2 separate regions of the Mus musculus genome follow, and region 1 is linked to region 2. A link is a loop called in an ENCODE intact Hi-C map of the cell type or tissue named here. Cell type or tissue: gastrocnemius. All regions are shown on one strand. Each heading gives the region's core, and the rest is flanking DNA. Links, peaks and the distances in the headings are about the cores only.

Region 1 (14,992 bases), core at 3,917-11,916, 270 kb after region 2:
TAGGGCTACACAGAGAAACCCTGTCTCAAAAACAAAAAACAACAACAACAAAAAAAGATATATAAAGTCTGGCTTAGGCGGTAATGGTGACACACACCTTTAATCCCAGCATTTGGGAGGCAGAGAAGCAGGCCGATCTCTGTAAGTTGGAGCCAAGCCTGGTCTATGGAGAGAGTTCCAGGAGAAGCCCTGTCTTGAAAAGCAATACACACACACACACACACACTCGTGCGTATGTTACTGTCTGCACTCATTTTTCTTTTTTACCATCACCAAAATAAGAGTTGAGATGATGGTTTTGGCACCTGATTTGGGGCCTGTGTCATTGTTCTTGTGTCTTCTTTTATGATTATTGAGTAGTGATTATTTTAGAGATAAGGTCAGGTAAGATATTTGTGAATTATTAAAGCTGAGACCAAATAACAGAAAACTAATAACAAAACGGGAAAGTAATAACACATGCACCTTCCCCCACCCCCCCCCAGGTATTGTTGAGAGAGGGTCTCATATAGCCAAGGTTTGCCTGCAATTTACTATATAGCTGAGACTGGCCTCCAACTCCTGATCTGCCTGTCTCTACCTCTCAAGTGGCCCTAGGATTACAAGCATGTGCCACCATGCCCAGCTAACACATGCATCATGATGTCAAGACTTATATAAAGAAAATAAGTGAGCCAGATGTGGTGGCGCACGCCTTTAATCCCGGCACTCGGGAGGCAGAGGCAGGCGGATTTCTGAGTTCGAGGCCAGCCTGGTCTAAAAAGTGAGTTCCAGGACAGCCAGGGCTATACAGAGAAACCCTGTCTCAAAAAAAAGAAAATAAGTGGGCTGGAGAGATGGCTCAGTGGTAAAGAGCACTGGCTGCTCTTCGAAAGGTCCCGAGTTCAATTCCCAGCAACCACATGGTGGCTCACAACCATCTGTAATGGGCATCTTGATGCCCTTCTGTTGTGTCTGAAGACAGCAACAGTGTACTCATATACATGAAATAAATAAGAAGGAAGGAGGGAGGGAGAGAGAAAGGGAAGGGAGGGGAGGGCAGGGGAGAGGAGGGGAGGAAGTAAGGAAGGAAGGAAGGAAGGAAGGAAGGAAGGAAGGAAGGGAGGGAGGGAGGGAGGGAGGAAGGGAAAATAAGTATTTAAAAGTAGCTTATGGGCTGGAGAGATGGCTCAGCGGTTAAGAGCACTGATTGTTATTCCAGAGGTCCTGAGTGCAAATCCCAGCAACCACATTGGTAGCTCACAGCCCATCTATAATGAGATCTGACATCCTCTTCTGATGTGTCTGAAGACAGCTACAGTGTACTTATATATAATAAATAAGTCTTTTTTTTAAAGAAAGGAAGGAGAGAGAGAGCACATTTTTTTAAAGATTTATTTTATATATCTGAGTACACTGTTGCTGTTTTCAAACACACCAGAAGAGGGCATCCGATTCCATTACAGATGTTTGTGAGCCACCATGTGGTTATTGGGAATTGAACTCAGGACCTCTAGAAGAGCAGTCAGTGCTCTTAGCCGAGGGGGGGCGGGGAGGGACAGAGAGGGAGAGAGAGGGGGAGAGGAGAAGGGAAAAGGAAAGGAAAGGAAGGGAAAAGAAAAGGGAAAGGAAAGGAAGGAAAGGTAGCTTATTCCCAGTGCTTTGAGTGATATGGGCAAAAATATAACAAAGTATATTTCTAAGTAAGTGCTGTTCATGAGTCTCCAAATGCTTTCTGATAAAATAATTTAAATCATGTTTTTGTTTTTCTTTTGTAGCTTTCCTAATAGGATGGTTCTTGGAAGAACACACATAAAAGATGTTGCAGCCAAGAGGAAAATTGAATTAAACAGTTATTTACAGAGTTTGATGAATGCATCAACAGATGTAGCAGAGGTGACTTTCCAATCTAAGAAGTAAATATAACGTAGTCTACTTTGTGTTATATAATAGTTAACTAATGAGCCTTTTTTCTCTTCAATCTTAGTGTGATCTTGTTTGTACTTTTTTCCACCCTTTACTTCGTGATGAGAAAGCTGAAGGAATAGCTAGGTCTGCAGGTGAGCTTATACTTATTTCCTCCTGGTTGATAATTGATGACTTTTGTGATGGGGTAGAGGTGGATGTGTGGATACATGTGTGTGGAGGCCAGAAATCAGCTCTTCCTTCCTTTTTTTTTTTTTTAATTTAAAGATTTTATGTGTATGAATATTTTGCCTGAATGTATTCATGTATACCATACACATGCCTGCAGAGGTCTGAAGAGGGGATTGCATGGCATGAGATCTACTTTTCCTATCTGCTGCCTCTCACCGTGCCCTCATGCAGCAGTTCTTTTTGCTGAAGTGTGAGCCATTTCAGGCACATTGAGATAAAGAGGAAAGTATTTCTGTTTTCAGGTGCAGTTCCCTTCAGCCCAACTCTGGGCCAAATAGGAGGAGCAGTGAAGTTATCTGTTTCTTACCGAAATGGCACCCTCTTCATCATGGTGATGCACATCAAAGATCTTGTGAGTGGTGACAAATGCTGACTGTAGAGTAAATTTGTACCTCGGTAGGAAGCACCACTATAAAGAGACTGCTTTTCTTTATAGGTGACTGAAGATGGGGCTGACCCAAATCCCTATGTCAAAACATACCTGCTTCCAGATACCCACAAAACGTCAAAACGTAAAACCAAAATTTCACGTAAAACTAGGAACCCAACATTCAATGAAATGGTAAGCTAAGCTTCATTTCTAAAAATTTCGAAGAGTAGTTGTTTTCAGATTTCAATGCTTTTATTTCTGTAAGGTTTACTTGTTTTTATGTGTATTTAGTGTTTTGCTGCCATGTATGTAAGTGCAATGGATGTGTGTGGAACACACAGAGGCCGGAAGGTGGTGCTGGTTTCTCTGGAACTGGAGTTACATACAGGCAGCTGTGAACTGCCTGTAGCTGATGAGAATTGAACCCAGGTCCTCTTTAAAAAAAAAAAAAAAGCCCGATGTGGTGGTGCACACCTTTAATCCCAGCACTCGGGAGGCAGAGGCAGGTGGATTTCTGAGTTCGAGGCCAGCCTGGTTTACAGAGGGAGTTCTAGGACAGCCAGGACTACACAGAGAAACCCTGTCTCGAAAAACAAAAAGACAAACAAAACAAAACAAAACAAACAAAACAAAAAAAAAAACCCACGTGAGCTGAACAGTATTGAGTACAACTGTTGCTGAGATACTCATCGCCAACTAGCAGATCAGTTAAAACCTGCTAAAATTCCCCCAGTTTGCTCCCTTAAGTATTTTTCAGGTAGACATATTATTTATGTATCTTAGCATTTCATCCACACAAAAAATGTCTGGTCAGAGATTGGAAGACAACTTGAACTTTTATCAAGATTATCACCAAGCATGTGACTAAAGAAATGGTTCAGCACTTACAAACACTTACTTTCAGAGGACCCAAGTTCAGCCCAAGTGCCTATATCAGAGAACTTCAAACTGCCTTTGACTCCAGTTCTAGGGGATCTGACATCCTCTGGCTTCCTTAGGCACCTACACATGTATGAATATACATGATTTTTTTTAAATTTAATGAATAAAGTTTGAAGAGTAAAAAGCCAGATGGGGTGGTAAATTCCAGTACTCATAGCTCTTTAGAGGGCTGAAGTAGTAAGATTATAATGTAAATTGAAGGTCAGCCTGGGCTATCAATTAGAAGACTTTGTCTCTGTCTCTCACTCTCACTCACAGACACCTACCTATAGAAGATCATTCACTCTTTAAAAATGCATGTAATGTTTACCAAAGAACACTTGGTATTACTCTTGTAAAATAGCAGTGGGGTGTTTAGTGGCTTTTCCACTAGTTAATCCAATAGTTGATGTTGCCCTGTCAAGACAGTAAGATGCAAGCGTCCATGTGGTTGTTTTAGTCAGACAATAAGACGAACTAGAGCATTTCTCAGAACTTACTGTAAAGCTCTGTGGAAAAGTAAAAAATTTGAGTGTTGTGATGAAGATTTGAAGTAACAGTAGCTTTGAGCACTGCAGATCTGCTGAGAACTGCACTTTCACTGTGTGTTTGTATCTTCTTATGACTAAGAAGTTACCATTTCCTGCATTTAAAGAAAATGGAATTTTAGCCGGGTGTGGTGGCGCACGCCTTTAATCTCAGCACTCGGGAGGCAGAGGCAGGCAGATTTCTGAGTTCCAGGCCAGCCTGGTCTACACAGTGAGTTCCAGGACAGCCAGGGCTATACAGAGAAACCCTGTCTCAAAAACCAAAAAAAAAAAAGAAAGAAGAAAATGGAATTTTAATCTGTTTTTGGAAGATAATTTTAAAATTATATTATCAAACTTGCTTTCCATCTATCCTCTTTTTTTTTCTCCAGCGATTAGATCACCTTAAGGTAATCACCAGGTAATTTCTTTTTCTTTCCCCGTCACTCCAGCTCACAGAAACCATGACTGAGAGTTTGGGGATCTGTTTTTTGACAGTGATTGGTCCTACTTTACCCAGTGTCTGAGTTAAACACTGACAGACCAGAAGTTAAAAGCATGCTTCTGCTGCTCTAGTCAGTGCCATTCATTGCATCACTTTTTGACTGATGTCTTACATTTTGTTGAAAAGATTCCAAGAAACCAATCCTTATCCTTTTTCCCCTCCTCTAGCTTGTATATAGTGGATACAGCAAAGAAACTCTGAGGCAGAGAGAACTTCAACTGAGTGTACTCAGTGCAGAATCACTGCGGGAGAATTTCTTCTTGGGTGGAATAACCCTGCCACTGAAAGATTTCAACTTGAGCAAAGAGACAGTTAAGTGGTATCAGCTGACTGCGGCAACGTATCTATAAACTTCCGACTTCTGAGCTTTGGAAACAAGGAGTTATAAATGTGTGCGCATGCGCACATACACACACTTGGGAACTTTGTATAATTTCATACTTTGGCAGAAATTATAAACTTAACATGTTGGACCAACTGTCAGTCATATGACTAACTTTTATAGAAGCCATTGCTATTTCAAAGTTATTTTGTTGAGTGCTACCAATCCCAAACTTAATATATACTAAGTCCTGAAAAAGACTTTGACATAATACTGTGTCATTTTGGTCACCTTGTCTGTACTCTTCCTACACAGACACAGCAAATTGTTTTTTGTTATGCACCTCACAGCCTTTACCACTGTGTATGTTCACAGACACCAAAGGAAAGATGCAGCTGCTACTCAACAGGCTGAAACGCAAAGCACAAATAGTAGTCAGAATGCTGAGAACTACTAAGTCGTTTATAGAATAGAAAAAAATACGATTTTTATTCATTGTTAAAGCCTTTTCAGAGTAAGTGCCAATGACTGAAGTTGTAAATAACAGTGCCTTACTTAACTACATGCTTCACTGGCACTCTACTTCTGATTAAAGAGCAAGTAGTTTTCATGCATTTTCACCTTACTGAGGACAGCAAGTCATGCACATTTACTAATGGTTTCTCCACAGAAATACTATTTCCTCTACTTCTGGTTGTTTTCACTATTAAGCTATTTAACTTAATGTTTATTGCCCCGTAATTGAATGAGATTGATATTCAAAATTAGTATTCTAAATTCTATCATTCCATTATCATTTGTAAGGGTGTGAACTGAAATTGGAGTTTCACTTCCATGTATTTATACTTTACTCCCTCATTAAACAAATGGAAATTGTTCAGCCTTATTCCCTATTTTGTTTGGTAACGTGCTCAGGCAGGATAAGGAGTTTAATTTAGACATTTATGGAAGGTGTTGTGTAAACTGTCCTGTATTTGGAAACATTGTACATTCACATGAAAGAATTATTTTCTGTAATATACTGAAATGAAAATTGCAAGAGAGAAGTGTGAAGTTACTGTGGAGTAGCCATTAAGAATAAGATTCATTTTTAAAGCCAGGCATGGTAGCACACGCCTTTAATCCCGGCACTTGGGAGGCAGAGGCAGGCGGATTTCTGAGTTCGAGGCCAGCCTGGTCTACAGAGTGAGTTCCAGGACAGCCAAGGCTACACAGAGAAACCCTGTCTCAAAAAATAAAAAAAGATTCATTTTTATTCCCCATTTCAGACATAATTTTGTTTAGTTTTGATAAACATGTATATATAATAAATTTCTTGGTTAGAAGTTCAAATATTTTTAGAAAGGTAATAGAGATGTAGCAAATTTGGTAGTTAAGAGAAAACTGACAAACTACTTAATGAAGGGTACCAAGAAAGGACAATCGGATTCAGTTCGCTAGAATAAAATTTTTATGAACTGTACAAAGTGATTGACAGAAATGATGATGCTTACAGAGTTAAATTAAGAGTTAAGAGTGTTATCATTGGAATACATTTTTTAAAAAAAATCAAAACTTGAAATATTTGGTGCCTAACACTATGGTCCATTTGTAGGGAAACCTGTATGAGTATGTGAATTTTTTATATTAAACTGTGTTGTCTACTTGATAATTGAAATGAAGATCTAAGCACCGTTGTTTGCTTTTTCCACAATTAACATTTCCTTAAATAGTTTTGCAGATGTAAGTAGCACTAGAATATTTTTTTTCTTTTGAGAGAAACCTAATTCCATTCCATGGGTCACCCAGACTTAAAAAAATGCTGTTTGTAAAAGGTCGTCATTGACTGGACTCGTGGACCTTTTTGTGATCTGTTACCGTGTATCTTAGCAGAAACAGAATTAAAAATGTAATGTCACTTCAGTGACAAGAAATCTGATTAATATCTAAAAGTATATATTATAAGTAATACTGTATAGTTAACAAGAATTCAAAAGGTGATACTGTCTCTTAATTTTACTCAATTTGTGCCTTCTTTGGTCATTAGAATACATATATTTTAATGTAAGTTATTTCTTTGTAAAATGCTAATCTTCAGCCCATACCAAAAAAACAGTGATAGGGAGGAAGAACGTAGCCTCTGTGCACTGCGGCTGCAGTCACCATAGTCAGCTGGCTTCTAGAGCTTCTTAACAGTCACCTTAAAATACATCGGAAAACGAGAACGCTAGACAGGCCAAGACACTAATGTTTATGTATATCATATTTATAACTACCTTCAAGTAAAAATAAGTCTGCTACATACAAGTCCTGTGCCAGAATTCTTTGTTCTTGCCAGTGCTCTAGGATCTGAAGATGATCGCTCATCCCAAGAACCTGTTTTCTCTGAGGAATCCAATGAGACTGGCACCAATGCTTTATATTACTGTGTTTATGGGAATGAGTTGTTAAAGCATGTGTATCTTTTTTAAGTACTTTTTTTTCAAATTAAAGTTGTATATAAAGTTCAAAATCTTGCCTTAAATTGTTTAATTCTTTCTAAGACTCATGAATTGTAACATTTAAAAAAATTCACTTTTGATAACTCAGATTTAAACAAACACTGAAGACCTGCTATTATGATACACATTTACTTACACGCTGTTCACCAGCAATGCAAACATACATGTGATTACTAGTGTCGCCTGTAAGAAGAAAATGCTTTAATTATATCAGCATAGTGAGTTAAGATGTATAATATTTTTATTAATACTTGGAATATATTCATTGAATTAAATGTGACTTCATAACTATACTACAATTAAAATATTTCTGAAATAAAGGAACTTGGCTGTCATTTCCTTCCTTCTTGATTCAGTATTTTGGTTTTAAACTTTAATAATTATTGCATCTTACCCAGGAGTTTGTAAAATTTATCCTGAATTTGAATGTGATTCTTTGAAGGTCTAGATAATCTGCTACAGCCTATCATTTCCTGAGATGTGAATTCTGTAGGCATGGTTCTTGGTCTGTGAAAGTTCACTTAGCCACATTCGGAAGTGCAAATTAACACCATACCTTTATTCTGGATTATGAGCACAAGACTGGCTCTCTAACCATTCTAATAATTTGGAAAAAAAAAAACCAGTATAAAGACCTTGAAAGGACAATTAAGGGGCTGTTGAGATGGCTAAGCGGCTAAGGGCACTAGCTACTCTTCCAGAGGTCTTGAATTCAATTCCCAGCAACCACATGGTGGCTCACAACCATCTACTAGAGGATCTGATGACTTCTTCCAGTGGGCAGATTTATATGCAGCAGAGCATTCATACATTAAATAAAAAGCCTCTGGCTCCCAAAATCTTCAGAGAGAGAGATGGCTTATGTAAGCTTATCCTTTGAAATAACTGAGTTTTGCCTGAGTGCCAAGCTGTTTGCCGGTACTAGAGTTCAAACTATTGCAGGTAGTGGGCTAGAGAGATGGCTTAGTGCTACAATGGCTTTCTGTTGTAGAAGACTAGAGTTTGGTTCCCAGTACAAAGTACAAGTGCTTATTACTCTAGTTCTTACCCAATATCGTCTTCTGGCCTCTGGGCACTGCACTCAGCTTGCACAGCTGTATAAACAAGTAATTTTAAAAGGGGGGGGGTGGCTAGAGAGAAGGCTAAGGGGTTAAGAGCTCTTACTGGTCTTGCAGAGGACTTGGTTTCAGTTTCAAACATCCATGTAGCAACTAAGAATTTTCTGTTAACTCCAGTTCCAAAATATCTGATACCCTCTACTGGCCTCCATGGGCACTGCAGGTACTGTGATGCCAAGACAGACAAGACACACAGACACACATCTTTAAAAGTATATTAATTTTTTTCCAGGTAGACATGTTACTATGTATAGGATTAGAAATGTGCTTGGTGGGGCTGGTGAGATGGCTCAGCAGGTAAGAGCACCCCACTGCTCTTCCGAAGGTCCGGAGTTCAAATCCCAGCAACCACATGGTGGCTCACAACCATCCCTTACGAGATCTGACTCCCTCTTCTGGAGTGTCTGAAGACAGCTACAGTGTACTTACATATAATAAATAATAAATCTTTAAAAAAAAAAAAAAAAGAAATGTGCTTGGTGCCTTTAATCCCAGCACTTGGGAGGCAGAGGCAGGTGAATTTCTGAGTTTGAGGCCAGCCTGGTCTACCAGGTCAGCCAGGGTTATTCAGAGAAACCTGTCTCAAAAGCCAAAAAGGAAAAAAAAAAATGTGCTTGGAATGAGTAGAAATAAGGGCAAAGTGGAAGGACATGAGGCCAGGGACTTGGGTTTTATTTCAAATACATGGAGAAAATATAAAAAGAGAGCCCCTGAGATGGCTCAGTAGCCAAAAGTGCTTGCTGTGCACTGACAACTCTAGTTTGATATTCAAAGCCAGGTAAAAAGATGAAAAGACTACACAAGGTTATCCTCTTACCCCATATTCACACAGTAAAAGTCTTTAAAAACAATTTAGATCTTCCAGAGGTCCTGAGTTCAATTCCCAGCAACCACATGGTGGCTCACAACCATCTATAATGGGTTCTGATGCCCTCTTCTGGAGTGTCTGAAGACAGCTACAGTGTACTTATATTAAATAAATAAATCAATAAATCAATCTTTAACACACACAATTTAGAGGGATTTACAAAGAGACCACTAACCACTAGGCAGACAATGGATTGTATACATAATGGGACACCACTTAAGCTGCCTGAGAGATGATGGATAGGATTGGGGTACCCGTGGAAACAATGAAGTATTTGATACGTTTCTGTGGTGAGATGTGTTGGAGTGACTCGTGGAAATGAGAAAGACTATTGAACCCTAAATTTGTATTCGGACAAATGTGTTAGAGTGAAATGAAGTATTCTTGCTTAGGGATTGCGAATTGAAGCCAAGCTTGATGTTCGGATCACATATCTGGGCTAAAAGTGTGAATCTGGTTAATTAATCAAATACAACTTTGCCAGGAAATAAATACAAATTTGGTTCAAGTTCCCAATGTTTTGGAAAACGTAATTCAACTAGTAATGGGTTAAAAGAACGCAGCTGGGCATGATGGCTCAAACCTTTCATCATCATTTCAGCATTTTTTTAAGAGACAGAGGCAGAAAGACTTAACGTGTGTTTGAAGCAAGCCTGGTCTACAAGGCGAGTTCCTGAACAACCAAAACTACATTGAGGGACCCGGTCTCAAACACAACAAAAAAGAAAACTGGATCAGTATTTCAGTACTGTTTCAAACCTCTCACGCTTCACTTGTCAACAGGGTCTTGTAGATCTGAGTTTCTTGGGTCCATGTCTTTGTTGTTTTTTGTTGCATTTACAATAAATTGTTATATTCACCCATTCTTCGAACGCTCTGTGGTGAACCGGACTAGGACATCCTTAAAAGACCAACTCCCGGGGTAGTCCCTTTCCCCCTCATCTTCTCGAAGCTTCTTTCCTCGTTCCCAACTCTTCTCCGACGGGGGTGAGCGGTTCTGCGCTCCGACCTGTGTAGAAAAGGCGCGCAGACAGGAGGACAGACCCGGGCGGGGCTCGGAAGCCTAGAATTAACGATCTAGAGAGAAGCGCCGGCTGCACCTAGGCTTTGCGATCATCCCACACCGCACGAGTTCGGGGCTGCAGAGGGAGCCCTGAGAAACCCGCAGCTTATCCAAATCCTTCAGCCCAGGACTCGAGCACGCCCTAGGTCCCCTCAGATGCGACTTCCGAAGAGATGTTAGAGACAGACTTGCTGCTCTGGCTAAGAGCAAGACTAGAGACAAGAGTTCAAGGCGTAGCAACCCAGCCATACACTTACCGCCTCGCCGCCATGCCTTCTGGGACGCGTAGTCTCCCGGGCTCCGGTGGCCACACTATGTAGCCCCGCCCCCGCGCGAGAGCAAACGTCGGTGAGTGGCGTCACTTCCTGTGCGGCTTGATTTCCTGTGCCGTTTCCTACCTCGTTCTCTCTTTGCTGCCAGACCTCCGCCATCATGGGTCGCATGCACGCTCCCGGGTGAGCCCGCGGCGCCGACCTTGGTTGCGGGGCTGGGGCGCGGGGCTGAGAGAGGAGGATGCGGGCTGCGGGTGAAGGGACAGTGGGGCTGCTTGGGGCGCGGGCCGCCGCTTTACTTCCTATCTTCTGTTTTCAGGAAGGGCCTGTCCCAGTCGGCGCTGCCCTACCGCCGTAGCGTCCCCACGGTGAGTAGAGGCTGAGGGTTGGAGGGCGGCGTGGGAAGCGATCGGTGCGCGGGAGGATGGGACCCGAAGTGGAAGGTTGCCGCCGTGCTCTCTCATCCTAAGGCCGATTTCTCTTCCATCTGTAGTGGCTGAAGTTGACGTCTGACGACGTGAAGGAACAGATTTACAAATTGGCCAAGAAAGGCCTGACTCCCTCCCAGATAGGTGAGTGTTGATGTAATCTCTTCCTTCTGCTCTCGAGAAACAAATGTGTCTAGTCCGTATGTTAAAAAGGTTCCTCCTGCTTCCACAGCGGAGCAAGGGCTGTCTGGGATTGAGTCACATCTAACTGAATTGATTCTAAGCTGCTCTGACTTTGTACAAATGGGAAATAACTCGTTTCTGGTAGCTTGGCTTCTGAGTCTGGGAATAACTGCTCATCGGAGGAAAATATCCTCTTTAGGATATAAAAAGTTCGCTAGAAATATGCAGAAAAAATCATGTGAAATGGGCTCAGCTGATCTGAAGTAATTTGAGGTTTAAAAGCAATAACATGCAGTTTTAAAGATAGGTACAAATAAATGTTGGGCTGCTTTTAAGTTAATACTAAATATAAAGGTAGAAGTCACATTGTTTCCTCTGGTCAGATGTATTCTGGCAAGCTCACAGTGATGATGGTGTTCCAACATTCGCAGTTTCCACCAGAAGGACTTTCCATGTTGGGTTGACCTTCCTTGGATGTCTGAGTGAGCTGGAAATTTGGAGTTTGGCTGTTAGGGTTTTATCGCATGTGTGTGTGCTTGAGTGTGTTTCTCTTTTCAGGTGTAATCCTGAGGGACTCACACGGGGTGGCCCAGGTCCGTTTTGTGACTGGAAATAAAATCTTGAGAATCCTCAAGTCCAAAGGCCTTGCCCCTGACCTCCCCGAGGATCTCTACCATTTGATTAAGAAAGCTGTTGCTGTCCGAAAGCACCTTGAGAGGAACAGAAAGGTAAGGCGGACAACAAACCAGGTGTTGTGTCGAGACACTTGCGCTGCGGATCTTCAGAGGGGAGAACGCACTTGAGTCCTCTCAGGTGGTTCTGGGTGCTGGCTAATAGTCAACATGATAGTTTCCTAGAAATAGGTGGTTTGATTTTTAGCTCCCCTAAACTATTACATCCAGTTGGTCCCAGGTGCTGGGGCTTTTGTGTAGGTTTGTGGCTATGGGCCTTATTCTAGGAGTTTAAATTGCCTCTGTGGATTTGGTGATGCATGCCCTTAATTGTTGGAGTTTGAGACCAGCCTGGTCTAACACATTGTAAGACAACCAACTTATTCTGTATAATAATAAGATACCCTGCCTCCTTAAAAAAATTGCCCTAAGAACTTAACCTAACCATAGAAGCTATTTAGTTTCTTTACTTGTTGGTGGTTTTCTTAAATCTCTTTTATTTCTAGGATAAGGATGCTAAATTCCGCCTGATTCTGATAGAGAGCAGAATTCACCGATTGGCTCGATACTATAAGACTAAGCGGGTGCTCCCACCTAATTGGAAATAGTAAGTATATGGTTTTTGGTTGGCAAATCAGCTAGATGGTAAATAATGAATAGTGGTAGGCATTTTGCCTTTTTGGCTAAGTGTCAGTTCATCTCTGTCATAGTAGTGGGGAAGCTTGCATGGATGATATATAATCACATGACAGTGTTCTCTTGAAATGTTACCTAAGCCAGGCATGGTGGCGCACGCCTTCAATCCCAGCACTCAGGAGGCAGAGGCAGGCAGATTTCTGAGTTCAAGGCTAGCCTAGTCTACAAAGTGAGTTCCAGGACAGCCAAGGCTACACAGAGAAACCCTGTCTCGAAAAACCAAAAGAAAAAGAAAGGAAGGAAGAAATGTTACCTAGAGGCAAGCAGGTCTCTGCATTTGAGGCTGGCCTAGTCTACACAGTTACTTCCAGGACAGCCAGAACTGGTTGGTTTATGATGCTTGGGGGGGGGGGGGGTCCTTCTAAAGGTAAGAAGAGGGTCATAGTTGATAGATGCTGATTAAACTATGAATGAAATCCCCCCCTTTTGTTTGTTTCATGACTTGTTCGCTATGATAAGCATACAGACATTGACTGTTTATGGCAGATAGGTTGATCTTTCCACCATTTGGCCACTTAGATTTGGCCTTAGACGTCTGGCTGAGAATGAGCCTGTCCATCCTCATGCTTAAACTTAGGGCTTAGTTTGATGCATTGTATGCAATTGGGTATTGTAGCGGTTTGGGGATAGCTCCAGTCACCAAGAGAGTTGATGGGTCCTGAAGTCCGGTACTAATCCCAGTTTCTCTCTCTTTTTTTCCCCCCAGTGAGTCATCCACAGCCTCTGCTCTAGTGGCATAAATGCTGTTGTGTGCACAAGCAATAAAATCACTTTGAGTAACTTGGTGTTTTGTGGTTCTTTCTGCGTGGCTGCTGCATGTGTTTGGGAGTGTTTGGCATCTGTTTAGTGGGTGGTTTCCCTGGCCACTTAAACTACTAGTCCAGCTGGTACAAAGGTTGGTGGGTTGTTACTATCAACATGTAGGAGAACTGTAAGACACTAGGAAGTTGTGAAAGTTTGAGTTCTCTTGTATTCAGTGTTTAAAATGTGTGAGGTGTTAATGAGTATAGCATTGTTGACTGAGTGGATTCTGTCTTCCTAGGGGTGTCTTAAGGAAAGCTGAAGTCCGTACATTCCAATTGAGGAGTGAATTACTTTGGCTGCATCACAGTCATGTAGTCTGGTCAACAGGATGGATCAAACTCCAACTCCTTTTTTTTTTTTTTCCTTTCTCGAAACAGGGTTTCTCTTTGCAACTGTGGCTATCCTGGAACTCTGTAGACTAGGCTGGCCTTGAACTCAGAAATCCGCCTGCCTCTGTCTCCCAAGTGCTGGGATTTAAGGTGTGTGCCACCACTGCCTGGCCAAACTCCCACTTTCAAAAAGAGCCCGACCCTTAGAGATTGTATTTGTGTGAAGTCTGCCATGTTGCCTAGACAGTAATGATGCTACACTGAAGTAATTGTCTCAGGGCTGATGATAGGGTTTGGCAGGTTACGGTGCTGGTGGAAAGAAACTTCGTGAATTTAAAATATGGCGAGTGTACACAAGTATGTAAAAACTCATCCTAGTAACAGAATGGGATGAAGGTCTGGATACTGTGATATATGACTGGTTATAAGGATTTTAACCTGCAGAAATGTGGGGATACAGTGCTATTGGGTGAGATAGCAAGGGCAAGGGGGTTAAAAGGTATGTAGCATGTTAGTCCTATATTTGGGCATCAGGCTGACTGAGGTCAGGGCTACACAGTGTAACCCTTTCTCAAAACCATGCGTTTTCCAATGCTGTTTGCTTTACCTGCATATTGACGATTGTTAGCAGGCTGGCTAAGTTTAGAAACTTGCCTGTGTACTGAGTTCTGGCATTAAAGGCATGTGCCTCTCCCAGTTAGGTACATTTTACTTTAAAAAGCATTTCATATTCTTGGTTACATCTCCGACCCATGGAAACAGCAGGTCCACAATTTGTCCAAATCTGTTCGAGTGAGAATCTAAAATTTTCATGTTTTCTTCAGTTGTCTTCCTTTTGAAGGAAAGTGACCTGTATCTGCTACATGCCTTAGACAACACTTGAAATGATCTATTTTTATAATAGTTCCAGGTTCATGAAGACCACCATTACCAAGGTTTGTATCTCTGGCATGTGCTTTATTCTACATTGGAATGAAGGATTCACTGGCTTTTAGTAAGCTTGTAACAGTTTGTCTTGCTCTTGAGTGTGGGCATATGCACACCGCAGTGTGTCTATGGTGGACAGCTAGCTTTAGGGATCCTCACCCGCCTTGGTTCTTGCCCTGCACTGAGTCCTGCTAGCTGGCCTTTGAGCTGGCTGACTGTGCTTCCTCCACTCTCCATCCCACATAGGAGTGCTGGGTTCACTGTAGCATTTATAGTCATAAACCAGAGACAGACAGGCCTGATCATAGCAAGACCCTTTCTCAAAAAGGTCGGTGAAACCCGGGCTGGATGATGTCTCTGAAATTGATCATT
Region 2 (14,992 bases), core at 3,867-11,866:
CAGCCTCTGGACTCACTGCCTCTGCATTGGTAATCTGGGTTGTCAACTTGACATGCCTGGGAAGAGGGGACCCCAGTTGAGGAACGACCTCCATCTGTGGGCATATCTGTGGGGTGTTGTTCTCTTAACTGCTAATTGATGCAGAACAACACAGCCCACTGTGAGCCTGGGCTGTGTAAGGAAGGAGACTGAACAAGAGCCTGGATGTAAGCCAGTAAGCATGGGTCCTCCACGGTCTCTGCTTTCAACTCCTGCCTTCAGGCTCCTTCCTCAAGTTCCTGTCTTGGTGTCCCTCGATGATAGACAATAGCCTGTACACCAAATAAGCCTTTCCCTCTCCATGTTGGTGTTGGTCACTGTTTTATCCCAGCAACAGAAACCACAACCGAAAGCAAACTAGAGAGGGCTAGAGAGATGGCTCAGTGGTTAAGAGCACTGACAGCTCTTCCAGAGGTGAGTTCACTTCTCAGCTCTCCCGTCTGTCTCCCCTGTCCTGCCCAGCCGCACCCTCCCCGGTCCGTGCGCCTGCCAGCACACTACTTAATCCTTGCTAGAATCATCCACTATGCAGCCAAGGGTTGGCTTCCAGTGATGTATGAGACGACTGACATTTCAAATATTCCAGGCCTGATGAAAAATTCTGAGCATAGTCCAGTCTGATACGCACCTGCCCAGATCCTTCCCTGTTGCTTCTGGGCAATCATTATGCCCACCCCTTCTCCCCACCCCATCAGCCCACCCCTTCTCCCCACCCCAACATTAATTTCCCGAAATTCATTTTTCATGCCTTTGAATTCCATCTTTTCAAAGCCCAATATGTTTCTAGAGCTGTCTTCCCATCCTTCCCTGCCTCTCATGAATATTTCAAGTGTAATAGCAACAGGATCGCCCAACCTTAGAGGCACACCAGCTTTATCTTATTTATCTTACCAAGCTGCTGGGATTAAGTCCAAAGCATCCTCAAAAAGTTTGTTTAGGTTGTTTTGCCCCAGGCTACTGCTGCCGCCGCCACTGCTGCTGCTGCTGCTGCTACTACTACTACTACTACTACTACTACTGTGTATATAAATTCTAAGAAGCAGCCCCCAGCCCCAGATACCCATTGGCCTGTGCCAGCCAGCCTCCTCCTCCAGGAGATGCCAGCCATGATCCTAAGCCAACTGGCAGATCTCCTAATGGGTCCCTGCTGTGGCATAAATCTATTCTGACTCTCATCCGTGGGAAGCACAAAACTAACTCACAGTGTGACCTTGGGAAGGGTATTTAGCTATACCAGAGCCAAGATTCCTGCCATAAACACAGGGTTGAACAGCAGCTACCTCATCTCTTAGAGTTCATATGATGTGGAGTGGGGAATGAGGTTCAGGGTTCTTTGCAGGGGGTGGGGAGTTCACTTTTATCTATTTTTCCATTTTTATATGTATGCTTGCTCACGTAGGCATATGTGGGGGTGCCCGTGCATGTGGTGGCCCCAGGTTGGTGTCAGGGTCATCCTCTATGGCTCTATAACCTTATTCATGGAGGCAAGTTCTCTCAGTCAAACAATGTGGCTACTCTAGCTAACCAACTGGCTCTGGGGAATCCCCTATCTCTGCCATGTCCACCATGTATATGGGATTGGGGAACTCAAACTCCAATCCTTCTATTTGTACAGCAAGCATCTTAACCACTAAGCCATCTCCTCAACCTCAGAGTGCTGGATTCTCCAGCATTCAGTGTTACTGAGCCCAGATTCTACCATTAACTTCAATAGCTATGTCGCTCCTAACTAACTGTACCCACTGTTGAACCATGTCCTTAATTAACTATCTACCATTAGCCAGCCTCCTGGCTCTTAGCAAGCCTCTACTCTGTAGGATGCCTTTGGATAACCTTGTCTCAGATTGACAGTATGTAACCATCCATTGTTTGGCCTGAAGCTGACGAGTTTCCAGGAATATAGAAATTTTGGTACTAAAACCAAGAAATTGGTTATTTATGATTGTAGTGGGACATTACCGTCATCATCATCAGTGTTGGGGTTTTAGTGCTGTGAAGAGATACCATGACCATGGCAACTCTTAATAAGGAAATATTGTGAACTGAGGCTGGCTTACAGTTTCAGAGGCTTAGTCCATTGTCATGGCTGGAAACATGGCAGCACACGGGCAGACACGGTGCTAGATAAGAATACAAGAGGTAATCTAGCTCAGCAGGCAGAAGGAAGAGTGAGTGACGCTGGGACTACCTTGAACTTCTGAGACCTCAAAGTCCACCCCCTGTGACATGCTTCCTCCAACAAGGCCACACCTACTTCAATAAGGCTATACATCCAATAATGCCACTCCCTATGAGTCTATGGGGGCCACATTCACTCAAAGAACCACATTATTGTTGTTGCTGCTGCTGTTGCTGTTGTTAGTATTGAGATTTTTGAGATGGGATCTCTGTACAGCCCAGGTTGGCCTTCAACTCACAGCAACCCTTCTACCTCAACCCTCCGAGTACTGGGTTTGCAGGCATGTACCACCACTTCTGGTTTTTAGTAAGAATTAAAGGTAAATAAGAAGGCTGTGGAAATGGCTCTGATGGTAAGGTGTTTTGCGCACACACACACACACACACACACAGAGCGTTCTGAGTTTGAGTTTCAGGATCTATGTAAGAAGTGGGCATGGTGTGGTGTTCCTATAATCCCCATGCTAGAAAAGCAGGGACAGGAAGATCCCCAGGAATCTCTGGCCAGCCAGCCTCACATACTTGCTGAGCCCCAGGTCCCAGAGAGATATCCTGTCTCAAAAAACAAGCAAACAAACAAACAAACAAACAAGTGGATGATCCTGAGGAATGACATCGTAGGTTGACCTCTGGCCTTCCTTCATGCAAGCACACATAAACCTGGATATCTGAACACACTTGTGGTGGTTGAATAACAATGGCCCTCATAGGCTCATATAGTTGAATACTTAATCACCATGGGTGAAACTCTGATAGAATTAGAAGGACTAGGAGGCGTGGTGGCCTTGTTTGAGGAAATATGCCACTGGGCAGGGTGAACTTTGAAGTTTCAAAAGCCCATGTCAGGCCCCAGTTTCTCTCTCTCTCTCTCTCTCTCTCTCTCTATATATATATATATATATATATATATATATATCCTTGCAGAACAGGATGTACCTCTCAGCTACTTCTCCATCACCAAGCCTGCCTTCCACCATGCTCCCCACCATGATGATAATGGACTAAAGCTCTAAAACTGTAAGCAAGATTCCACTAAATGTTTTCTTTATAAGAGCTGCCATGGTGTCTCTTCACAGCAATAGAACAGGGTCTACGACCACACACACACACACACACACACACACACACACACACACACAATGAATTAACCAGTAGTGTATAAAATGACCATAGAACTAATACAAGCTTCCAGTGATCTGCTGTTGATAAAAGTTTTTTCCAGAGTGTAGGTAGTTTTTCTTCTCCGCTTCTTATCTTTTTCAAGATGTCTTTTATTTCCTTTTCTCTTTTTTTTTTTTCTTTTTTTCAGCAATACAAGCACATGGTCAAGATAGGCAGAAAGGAAGAGCAAACTTCTGCCCCAACCCCTCCCCAATATCCAGGCCCTCTCCCCAAAGGCAAGCAGCCCTGGGTCTGGCTTCTGAGCCTTTCAGGCTGGCCCTGCCACGCTCAGCCTATTTCCCAGAGCTGCAGCTAAGGAACCAGGAAACATCCCACCTTTAACACTGTCTAAAGGTTGGATGAGGACAGACACAAGCTCCAGAGCTGCATCCCTGCTCAGACAGGAACTCCTCAGTGCCTCGCTGTGGGGAGCTGGGGCACTGGTGACAGGCATGGGAGCAGCCACTTAGCTTACTGTATCTTGGAAGTGTGACTAAATGTCAGCCCTGCCTGTTTAGGGGCTTAACCAACTCTACAGGTGAGGCAGCCATCCAAGCAGAGAGAATGGAGGAAAAGAGAGACATCTGGACAGAGGTACAGCTGCTTTGCTTAGAGTTTTCCTGGGAAGACTCTCTGGGGTCATGGTCAACTGGCCCAGGTTAAAAAGGCCCAATTTGAATGGGAGGCATCTGCTCCACTGGATGGATGCGCCAGGTTCAGGGACCCATACTCTGGCTGTACCTGAGTTGCAAAAGTATCCAAGCAGTCTGCCTTAGACAGAAAGACGGCCATCCAGCAGCTGCTAGCAGCTCTGCCTGCTGCAGACCATCAGCACCCATTGTCACCACCTGACAGGTGAGAGAGGCTGGTTCACACTCCTGTCAGTTGGCGTGGCTTGTCAAACACCAGTGAAGCTGTCATGCACCCAAACCAGGCCTGGGACTAAGGAGAGAAGAAAGTATTCCTAGAGAGAAGCTGCCTCCAGACACCTTGAAGGGAAAAGAGTGAGGGGACATTCCCTACTGCACCACCCAACCAGATTAAAATCCCTTAGGTCAGCCATGGAGATGTAATTGTGGATCCTAGTGCTCAGGAGCCTGGCTCTACAGGATCTGAAGTTGAGGGCCAGCAAGGCCTGTCTCAAAACAAGAAAAAAACAAAAACAAAAACAAAAACAAAAACAAAAACAAAACTGAAACTTCATCTCAGGGAGGGGGAATGTGACAGAAAGATCCAGAATGGAGAGGCCAGACGTATTGAAAAGAGCCTTGATTGTGCTGCCTTCTCTACTAGGATTCTTAGGTTACAAGCAACAGAAATCTTAAACAATAAAAGCATTTGGACTGTGGAGGTGACTCTGTCAGTAGAGCCCAAGAATCAGGACCCAAGTTCAATTCCCAGATCTCACATAAAAAGCCCAGCATGCAGGGGTTAGAGAGGTGGCTCTGCAATTAAGGGCACTGGCTGATCTTGCAGAGGACCTGGGTTCAATTCCCATCATCCTCTCGGTAGCTCACAAACACCTATAACTGCAGTTCCAGGTGATCTAACACCCTCTCCTGGTTTCTATGGGCACACAAGCAAACCCATACACATAAAACAGAAATAAACATGCTTTTAAATAGAGTCTTGCTATGTTTTGTGTACCTGTAATTCTGGCACCGGGGAGATGAAGATCGACATCCATTGACTAAGGGTTGCATGAGGACAGACACAGGCCCTGGAACAGACTCTCTGCTCAGACAGGAATTCTTCAGTGCCTCCCTGTGGGGAGCTGGGGCACTGGAGGCAGCCACTTAACTTACTGTGTCTTGGAAATGATGCTCCTAATGTGTTACTAAATATTACCCCTGTGGCTTCCTGGCCAGCCAGCCTAACTAAATCAGCAAGTTCTAGGCCAGTGGAAAATCCTGTCAATTACAAGCGAACAGGTGGGTGTAATTCACATCAGATGATGATGATGATGATGATGATGATGATGATGATGATGATGATGATCTCATAATTCAGGAAGGCCAGATTGAAGATGCCCTCTACAGCAATAGATCTCCAGCATGGCCGCAGATCAGTCACCAGGCTTCAAAGCCCCTACTGCCCAGGCCCCACCTCTTTAAGTCAGGATCTCATTGGCCTTCATGGGGCTACCTGCCTCATTGCAAAGCTCTTGAGTTGAATGGTGGAGATCTGGGTGTTTTAGAAATCCTGCTCCATGTAGAGTCTGCTACCTAGTAACACACGTGTCTGTGTCTCAGTGGAGTCTCAGAACTTTCTGGACCACAATCCACATCTGAATGTTCACTCAAAATGGAGAAGTACGGGGTTGGAGGGGCAGAAAGTGGGCGGACTGTAACCACTCACAGTCCAGAGGCGCTCTCCTAAAAGCATGGATCCCCACAAGACAGCACCTGGGTCATGCTGCAGCCTGTCAGGGGACGTAGGAGTTGGAGACTGTGCCTGGCAGTCCCTTACAACCACAGGCAGTATAAGCTTCTCCTGAAAGGAGTATGGAGCTCAGAAAAAACACACAGATTCATCACGCTGACCATGGACAGTTTCAGAAGGGGCGAGTCCAGTTACCACTTATTAAATGCCTACTGGACACTGGGTACTGGGCCCAGACTTCCACAAACTCATGTAAACTTAATAATTTGTGAGGGGTTGGGGGGGTTGTAAAATGGCTCAGTGGGAAAAAAGCCCCGAGTTTCCATATCCAAAACCCCCTAGAGGGTAGATACACAGAAGAGGAAGGAGGAGGAAGAGGAAGAGGAAAAGGAAGAAAGGAGGAGGAGGAAGAGGAGGAGAAAGATTAGCCACCCATGTTTGTTGGAGTTTCTACTATGACCAAGAACAACTTGAAGAAGAAGGGTGTTATTTCAGCTTACAACTCTCCAGTCATACTCTGTCACTGAGTAAAGGCAGGGTACACACATAAGACAGAAACTGATGCAGAAACCATGGAAGAGCATTGTTTACTGACTTGCTCAGCCAGTTGCTTTCTTATAGCAACCAGGACCACATGCCCAGGGGTAGCAGCATCCATAGTGAGCTGGGCCCTCCTACATTGATCATCAGTCAAGAAAATACACCACAGGCTGGCCCACGGGCCCATTTCCCAGTTATGGTTCCTTCTTCCCATATGACTCTAGCATGTGTGAAGTTGACATAAAACTATTCAGAACACCAGATCAAAGTGTCAACAGCCCTAAGGCTGAGGACCCTGGGTTAGGCCAACTATTATACTTTCATTGCCCAAGACGGAATGCTTTTGAGATAGCCAAACCTGGACAGTAGATATACAGATGGAAGAGTTTCAGCAAGCTAGAGTAGTATATGGTTATTCTAGTTCCAGCATGCTGTCCAAACGGGAGGTCAGACCCTCATCACCACAGGTCAAGGATCAGAGGAACACACCCTCTACATATAACCAGTTACAGGATTACACAGACACAAGTTTTACTCCTTTTTGGTGCTACTGTAAATCCATGGTTCCTTTCCATGACATCATTAAAACCTACCCCAGTGCCAGTACCTAAGTGGGGGCTGCCTGGTTGTCCTTCCCACAGGCAGTGCTTGGGGATTGTGGCATGGCACCAGATTGCTGCCTCCCACCCCAATTAACTTGCCGAAGCCCTGACAAGCAGGAAGAGGCTGCTAAGGCTGAGGGGAGCAGAAGCCTCACGAGAGGCTCCACAGTTCGTTTTTCATCTCGCAAGAGCCAATTTCAAACTCGCCTCGGGTCATAAAAGAAATTAATTTGATTCTCTCAACCTTGCTCTGAGTGGACACATGTCCTCCGCTGCAGCATCTGCTCAATCCAGAAGGAAGGAACCGTCCCCTTGAAACGAGTCCCATTTCAGGGTTGAGCCAATATCGTTCGCCTGGAGTCTGGGAGCAGCTGCCCGGAATACTCTGGGCTCTGTTTTGCTGGTGAGTTTCTCAAAATAGTTCTCCTATCAAAGGCAAGATTCAAGTCATGGGAGGGCTGCTCTCAAGGACATGTCCTGGAAGAGATGGTCCTAGGCATACCACTCCCTACAGACATTAGCTCCAAGTATCTCCCGCATCAATAATCATAAACACGTTGAAGCTTGTGTGTGTGTTAGCCATGGTCCCTGAATTTACTCAGCTCCTGATAGTTAGACCCAATTGTGGTAGACACATTTAGGGTCAATCCACTTTGTGAACCTCTGGCCTTGAGTAGACGGGACCTGACATTTGCTTTGAAATGGCTAAGGCAATGGCATCCTGTTCTGACTCCATTTTGTGTTTGCTTTGATAATTCTCAGCCCTTTGCCCCACTCCTGCCTCGGTTATATCCGCCTCGGCAGCACATTTGAGATTTCCATGACCTTGACTCCTAGTATTTACAGAAGTATTTACAAAAATAATCACCAAGTTCGGTCTAAAATAACTGCTGCGCTCTGCCAGGAGTGAATGCTGGAGGATTACTCTGACCCTGGTGGAACTTTGATACATCTCTGTGGTTTTGCCTTTTAAAATGCTAAATCCCTGAAGTTGGGCACCAAGACATTTCTCAGAGACCAAGAGGATTGGAGACAAATAGGACGAGGAGACAAAACAGAACCACCAGTGACAAAATCAAACAACTACAACTACCTGGGTCAAACTTTCTTGTCATGCATTTAATCATTTACATTATTTACACAGTTGGCCAAACATTCACTCAGCAATCCCAAAACCAGATCTCTCATAAGAGGTATAACCAGAATACAGGGTAACCCTACTACTGGCATGCTAGTTTAGTGTAGGAGGACTAAATCAGGAAGAGGGCTTCCAAAAGAACTGGGTCTTCTTTGGACCTAAATCCCTGATCTGGAAAAGAAGCCCTTTCTTTGGGGTGTCTCCTTAGCCAGAAGTCTCCCCTTCCATCAACCGGAACTAGAAACCAGAAACAGAATTTAATTCAGTACCCAGAACTTAATTCAGTACTCTTGAGAGTGTTAAGAGGACTCTGTCTTCCTGTTTGGGAAAATATCTCTCCAGACTCACTGCGAGGAGGGCGGCCCTGGAAAATTTGTCAGGGCCGGCCCCCTCACTACCACCCCACCACCACCACCACCACCTCTGCCTGGCCAGGAATACGGCTCCTCACGGAGCCAGGGGAATCTCCCTGATACCTCCAATGTAATTATGTACCTGAGATAATTACTGACAACCACTCTGATTAAGCAAATTAGGAGTTCTGAGTCCTTAATTAATAGTCCTGTCCTCCCCTCTATCCACCCTTCCACCCTGCCTCCTGGCTCTTGCCTCCCCAGAAGAAAAGTGGAGCTAAAGCTGATTCTGCCGGGTTTTCCGCATTGTGCCACTAGGTGGCAGCCCCTACGTGCTTTTTTTTTTTTTTTTTTTTTTTTTTTGATCCTTGGAGAGTCTACGGCTGTTTGTTCTGGATTCTGCCACTAGGTGGCACTCAATCATTCGTCTTTTTGTTTTTTGTTTTTTGGGGTTGGGGTGGGGTGGAGTGGGATGGGGGGCGGGTAGTCTTTCCTCTCCAGGACAGAGGGAAATTCCAGCCATACCAATCCGATCCTGGAGTCAACTGTCCCTACTACACGTGGAGTTTCGATGAGTCCCACCAACAAGGGAGCTGTGGCAGGTGTTTAGTGGGGTCTTCTCTCATTTAACTTGGTCATAATAGAACTTCCTTTAGTCAATTAAGTTGAGGACCATCGACTCGAAATTCTCACCCCTTTGGTGTATGCGCTAAAAAAAAAATTTCTCCCAAGGAGCTGCGGAGGAATATGGGAAAAGAAAGGCTGCGCACTTACTTTGAGATTAACTGCTCCTCTTCTGAAGTGAAATGACCATCTACCAGTTCCCTGGACAACGCTATCGTGAAGGCAGTCTGGCTCAAGGTTTCATCGGCCCCCACGCGTCCTGATCAGGCAGCTTATATTGATCAGTGGGGCTCTAGTTTAAACCCACCTGTTCAGCTTAAACAGTTTGCTTCTAGGGATTATTCTGCTGTTCTGTGTTCAGTTGGAGCCTCCAGCTTGCCCCCTCACCCATCTCCCTATCCCTACCACCACCACCCCCAAGTCAGTAAACTCGATCCCTCCCTCTCTCCAACCCCCACTCCGGAAAGCCTCTGAGCAGAAGAAAGGCACCCAAGCCCAGTTCCTGACAGCTGTCCCAACCCCGCCCCTGAAGTCGCCAGCCACCTAAGCCCCCCTTCCCCCCCCCCAAAAGATGACCACAACAGGGCACAAGCCCAGCGTGTAGCAGACACGTGATTATCCTTCGCCTACAATCCATAAAAAACTTCCCTGTCACAGCCTGCCCAAGACTTTTTCCGGTCTCACCCACTGAGGCTGGCAAACTCGCATGGGAGTCGTTCCCAAATAAACCTGCCCTTTTTTACTTCTAATTCCGCTTGAATTGACTTATTTCCTTAGCTGAGAAAATCTACTAATTTGGTCTCTAAAAAATTCCTTGTCACTTGTCTCCCAACACCTATCCTGACACCTTAAGAAACCAAGGCTTTCCCCCCCCACCCCCCCACCCCCCACTCTCCCAAGCCCACCTCAGGCCATCTTCTCCGTGTCCTCTACCTCTTCCAGATTCACACACACACACACACACACACACACACACACACACACCTCAGGCCCCTCCTTCCCATCCTGTCCCACCCCACTCTATCCACCCCTGCCCCCACCCCTTCACCCACTTCCCCTTCTGGATCTATACACTCTTTTACTTCCCTCCTGGTGGAGACATCCAATTCCCCAACCTCCCCCTCCCACACCACCTTCTCCACCATTGGCTTTCCACTTGAGGTCCCACCATGCCCCAGACTCTACTCAGACCCCAGCTTCTGTTGTTCCATTGGTGGAGATGCTGTGCCCTCCTGGGGCACAGAGTAGCTATTTAGAGGAGGGTCATCGCCCTTTCCCGACCTCTGTTCTTTCCTCTACTTCAAATCTGTATAATTGGAAGACCCAGGACCCCCTCCCACCTTTTCTGGATAAGTCCCAGGCCTAATTGTCCTGCTGGATGCTGTTCTCTGCATCCATCGCCCCATTTGGAACGATTGCCAACAACTCCATCTGACCCTGTTTGCTTCCAAAAGGGGAAACATACTGGGGAAGAGGCAAGAAGGCTTTTTTTTTTTTTTTTTTTTTTTTTTTGGTAGTTGATGTTGAAGAGCTAGTCACTTTTGACACACCTTTCCCATCAAGGCGCCTGGATTGGGACCCTAATGCATATTCACGAACTTGTCTACAACTATTGGGGTTCTTTAGAACCCAGAAAAAATATTCCAAGCTGCTTTCTGAATTTACACCTCTTTTGATCCACTGTCTCTGGAAAATGCTAGGGCATTAGATTTGGCCTTTGTCATTCAGTCAACTCCAGACATCAGTACAAACTCCAAAGGCTAGCAAGCTTTGTAGGGATGGATACGTCTCAGCTCATCGAAGTGTCCAGATAACCAGGACACTGAGAGGCAGGCAGGCTGCCTTGGATGCTGACCGACCATGGGCTGGCAGGCAGCATATGTGCTGGCTGCCTTCCAGTCAGCTCATTTGAGACTCTACTGCTCATGTCCAACGGAGGAGCCTCAAAAACAAAAAGATGGAAAGAACCACACTGGAAAGGGGTCAATGTGCACATTGTAAGGAAAGGAGACGTTGGAAGAACGGCCAAACTATCCCAAAGCAATGGCCCAACCACAAGGGTATTACAGGAAGAGAATCAGAAGGAAGGCTCCAAGAACCCATGGCCACTACTTTTATAGATGCTGGGGCAGACATTTCTGGTTTTAAAAATCCAATGGGGCTACCTACTACTACAAAGATGCCAGTACACAGTACACAATACTACTACAGAGATGTAACAACACAACACCATTAAAGGTGATCACCTTGGACCTAAAAGAGCGGTCAGTCTGGGCCACAGACAGGTGACCTGTTCCTTCCTGGTGGCTCCAGACTGCCCTTTCCCACTTTTAAGCTGAGAGCTTCTAGGTGCCACCATCTCCTTTACTCCTCAAGAAACTGAGATGCCCTTTGTGCCAGCCTTCCGATTCAGCTATGGCTGCCCTGGAACAGATTCCCAGACCTTTGTACAACTGACACCATGATCAAAGTCCTCTTCAGGCCATGAAACTCAGCACATAGACGCTGTGAAACTGGGAAGCCACATTGTAGTTAAAGAGCCGAACTGTTCCATCTCCATCCCTTACAAGAATAAGTTTCTGTTTCCTGAACCTAATGTACCCTGAAAATCATGCTTTTCAACCTATACTGAACTCAGGACCCCAGGATGTGTGATTGGCCTTTGCCTTACAAAATATGGTTTCAAGAAACCTTAATCTATACCCATGACCGCCTCTACCCCACACTACATAACTCCCCGCTGCATGATACACATCCTTGCTTTTATTCTTACCGTTCATTAAATATATTTTTTCCAACAGCCAATTATCCCTCCCCTATAAACCCACTTATAGCTGTTTCTTAAAGCCAGAAAGAAGTTGTTCTCTCAAATCTGGACTTAAGGTGAGACAGCCAGCTGGCCAGTCCCTGGTGCGCCTCTAAAATAACACTAGCTTTAGTCCAACAGATGTGGTTTTGTTCTTTCCCCTCACATATTCAGGTTTAACATTTGGAGCTTCCCAGAGAGATCAGACCATCCACCCAAATTCTGAAGCCAGGCCCTTCGCCCTGGGACCTTCCTGGAGTCAGAGAGCCAGCAGGAGGTACATGACTCCAGTCCTACTGATACGTTATTCTCTGCTGGTGAAATGAACCAATTCAAGCAAGATTAGAGTATATAAAGGCAGGTTTATTGGGAAGCCACTCCCAGGCAGATTCATGGGTCCCAGTGAACTAGGCTGCAGGGATGGGGTGGGGGAAGAGTCTCTACGGGAAGGGAAATAGAGGGGAGGAGAAAGACAAAACATGTGTGGGGGGGGGAGGGGGGGAGGGGAGGGGAGGGAAGGGAAGGGAAGGGAAGGGAAGGGAAGGGAAGGGAAGGGAAGGGAAGAAGGGGACTTCAAAATGTCTGAATTATATAGGAAAGAGCTTCTGGGTGTGGGCATGCCCAGCTCCTGGACTGGAAAGAGGGCAGGGAATGTCGTCAGATTGGGACTGAGAGATGCTGGGAGGACCTGCAGGCCAGGTCTGCTTTGGTATGTAAAATATATACCTCAACCCCTTGTCTCAGGTCTGAAACCCAATATCTATGAACTTCCAGAGTGAACAGCCATGTTCAAAAAGGAGACAACAAACTTCTTTTATATGGAAGGTTCCCCAGGTAAGTTATAGTTCTCTGTGACATCTGTCTCTCTTGTTTCTGGTTCTATCCTGGTTCTGGGGATCTCAGTCTGGGAGTGGGGGATGGGGGTGTCTGACAAGATCCAATATTACCCTGTTCAGGGCACAGCAAGATATTGCATGGCCCTCTGAATGTTCAGTCAAGCCACCCGTTCCTCCTCTGACTTGCCTTGATATCCTGAAGACACCCTGATGAAGACCAGGAGCCAGAAAACTCAGAAAGACCCTCCACCTGGATGCCTATCAACTGGGTTTCAACACCTAAGATATGCTACAGAGCCAAGGAACCATAAGGATATGCCACAACACTAGGGCCAAGCCAAGGATTTGGAGAGGCCCAGCACAGGACAGCAGGCACTCTGAGTGCTATGAAATATAACTCAGTGGCAGGCAGATAGGGGTACCTGGCAGGTCTATGCCAAGGCACCCCCTGAGAAATCACACCGTCCAACAGATCAGGTATAAGGGGGGTTATTTGGGGTAATGGAGGGGAGTAGGGACAGACTCGTGAGGGCAGAGAAAGGGGGTGTGGGGGCAGAGAAGGACAGAAAGAGAGTAAGAGAGGCCAGCTGGGAACACATGGGAATGGAGAGAGAAAGAGAGTGAAAGAGAGAGGAGAAAGAGAGTGGGGTAGCAAGCAATCTTTTATAAGCTACCTGGTGCACCACCCACGCCTGGCTGAAGTGGAAGTTTCTGGTTGGGTCATGTGATGCAAACTCATCTGGTGAGGCCAACTCACATGGTGTTTTGCTGAGGCAAGACCTGTGGAGGACACGTGAGGTTTGAAGACAGTATAAGTAGGATTCAACAAACAATGACCAGGTGCTTGCATAGATAGCTTTGCAACAGTTTGTTGGTCTTCATCTTCGCTGATCCTCACTTTGTTGAAAGAGTTGCAGCTGAGAACTTCTCCTGGCATCTTGGCTGGTCCTGGTCACTCCCACTGACTCAAGCCAGTTGGGCAGAGGCCTAGCTATTCTGCTGGATTGTGTCACTGCTGCTGATTCATGTTTGATATCCTGACACTACTGAACTGGACTCCTGGTATCCTGACAAACGGAGATTGGAATTGTCCCAAGAAACTACTTCTAAACAGGTCCACGCCCTCTTCTTTTCTCCCCTGCCTTTAGATGGTGGGCTAGAAGGGGGGTTCAAAGCACTTGAGAGACCTTATTAAAAGTAGGTTTAAGAAATCTAAGCCTACACCTGGTGACTGGTGATGACATAAACTGTTGGTAGATCCCTGGGAGGCACCACCGATAAGCTAACATTCTTCCCTTTTTGTTTTTGTAAAAATGAGGAACTGGGAAGGGGCGATGGCGAGGCAGGAGTGAGGTCATGTTCTTTAGACTACTTGCTGCTGACTGGGGGTGATGTCATCTTTGAGGCAGGAGTGAGGTCATGTTCTTTAGACTACTTGCTGCTGACTGGGGGTGATGTCATCTTTGATAATTGGGGTGCTGGGCAAATCCTGGGACAAGTGGCTGTCTCACTGCTGTCCAGGAACTGTTGGACCATCTGCTGCTAGGAATGTGCAGCCCCAGTCAGAGCGGTCTGTGAGGGGAGCCCAGTACCCTCTTTCTGTCCTTCTCTGCCCCCTGTAGCCTGTGGGTTGCTTCTCTGGAGCTGTCCTGGATGCAGATTTTGAGTAAACACCTGGACTTGGCAGGATGCTGAAACACACATACATCTTAGAGGCAGGAAATAAAGTTAAGTAGGTTAGAGGGAGAAAAATTGATTAGGTGTACATGGTCTTGGCAGTTGGGGGAGGAGAGTCCCAAAACCAGGCAATCAGGAATGAATCCTGCCCTCTGGACTAGTAGGCACCAGGTGGAGAAGACTAGGTGAACTAGGCACTTGGGCTGTTGGTTAAGAAGGGTACTTACCTGGATGGAGTCCATTGACCCCTGAGAGGTGGATCTGAGTAGGTTTCCTGAAACTTACAAGAATCTTTTTAGGTTTACAAATAGAGAAAACAATTTGTTTCAAAAGCTTGGACACTCTTTCAGGTGAGCTCAGGGAAGGCAGAAACCTTCTGTGGAGCAAAAGGGGCAAAGGAGGCCTCCTTTCTTCCCTCTGTTTAGAAGACTGGGTGTACATAAAGTTAGCATAAAGAGAAACAGCCAAAGGAAACTTCACATTTTGAACTTGTGACTATGATAGTGGATTGTTTAGTGGAAGAAGGCTTTCCCAGAGTTGGACTAATAATTTATCAGAATTCTATTGGTCCATGTTAGAACTCTGAACTTTCAAAATCCTATATAAGAGTAGCATGTGAAGGGAAGAAATCTGAAGCACTTTTTCATTCCTTTTAT

What was found. Hi-C counts contacts between places; a loop is a spot of excess contacts. Peaks named below come from ENCODE experiments on the same cell type or tissue, not always from the same donor. Only the 100,000 strongest peaks of a DNase experiment are listed, where the experiment ranks them.
Region 1: a loop joins it to region 2, with 2.6 times the contacts of the local background. A loop is called at or near these places in 12 of 42 quality-filtered maps.

Annotation. Positions count from the first base shown.
Region 1 is chr7:116,329,858-116,344,849 of GRCm38, reverse strand. Rps13 (ribosomal protein S13) reads left to right here and starts at 10,660. Exons shown (of 6, transcript NM_026533.3): 1 at 10,660-10,765; 2 at 10,902-10,950; 3 at 11,076-11,154; 4 at 11,752-11,921; 5 at 12,371-12,471; 6 at 13,267-13,343. The coding sequence starts at 10,743. The coding sequence ends at 13,300. Pik3c2a (phosphatidylinositol-4-phosphate 3-kinase catalytic subunit type 2 alpha) reads left to right here. Exons shown (of 33, transcript NM_011083.2): 29 at 1,758-1,875; 30 at 1,967-2,039; 31 at 2,379-2,488; 32 at 2,573-2,698; 33 at 4,627-7,574. The coding sequence ends at 4,809. It overlaps Snord14a (small nucleolar RNA, C/D box 14A), which reads left to right and starts at 11,593; the gene lies at 11,593-11,679. It overlaps Gm10589 (a long non-coding RNA gene), which reads right to left and starts at 10,681. Exons shown (of 2, transcript XR_869889.2): 1 at 10,568-10,681. In gastrocnemius, for the core only: a CTCF peak has its summit at 8,534 (motif pointing left); DNase peaks (open chromatin) are centred at 8,524 and 10,647; H3K4me3 peaks cover 2,318 bases; H3K27ac peaks cover 2,374 bases.
Region 2 is chr7:116,602,356-116,617,347 of GRCm38, reverse strand. No RefSeq gene overlaps it. Among named protein-coding and RNA genes, the nearest start is that of Gm46018, 48 kb to the left of the region's middle. In gastrocnemius, for the core only: a CTCF peak has its summit at 8,689 (motif pointing right); DNase peaks (open chromatin) are centred at 7,146, 8,742, 10,402 and 10,892; H3K4me3 peaks cover 1,192 bases; H3K27ac peaks cover 1,128 bases.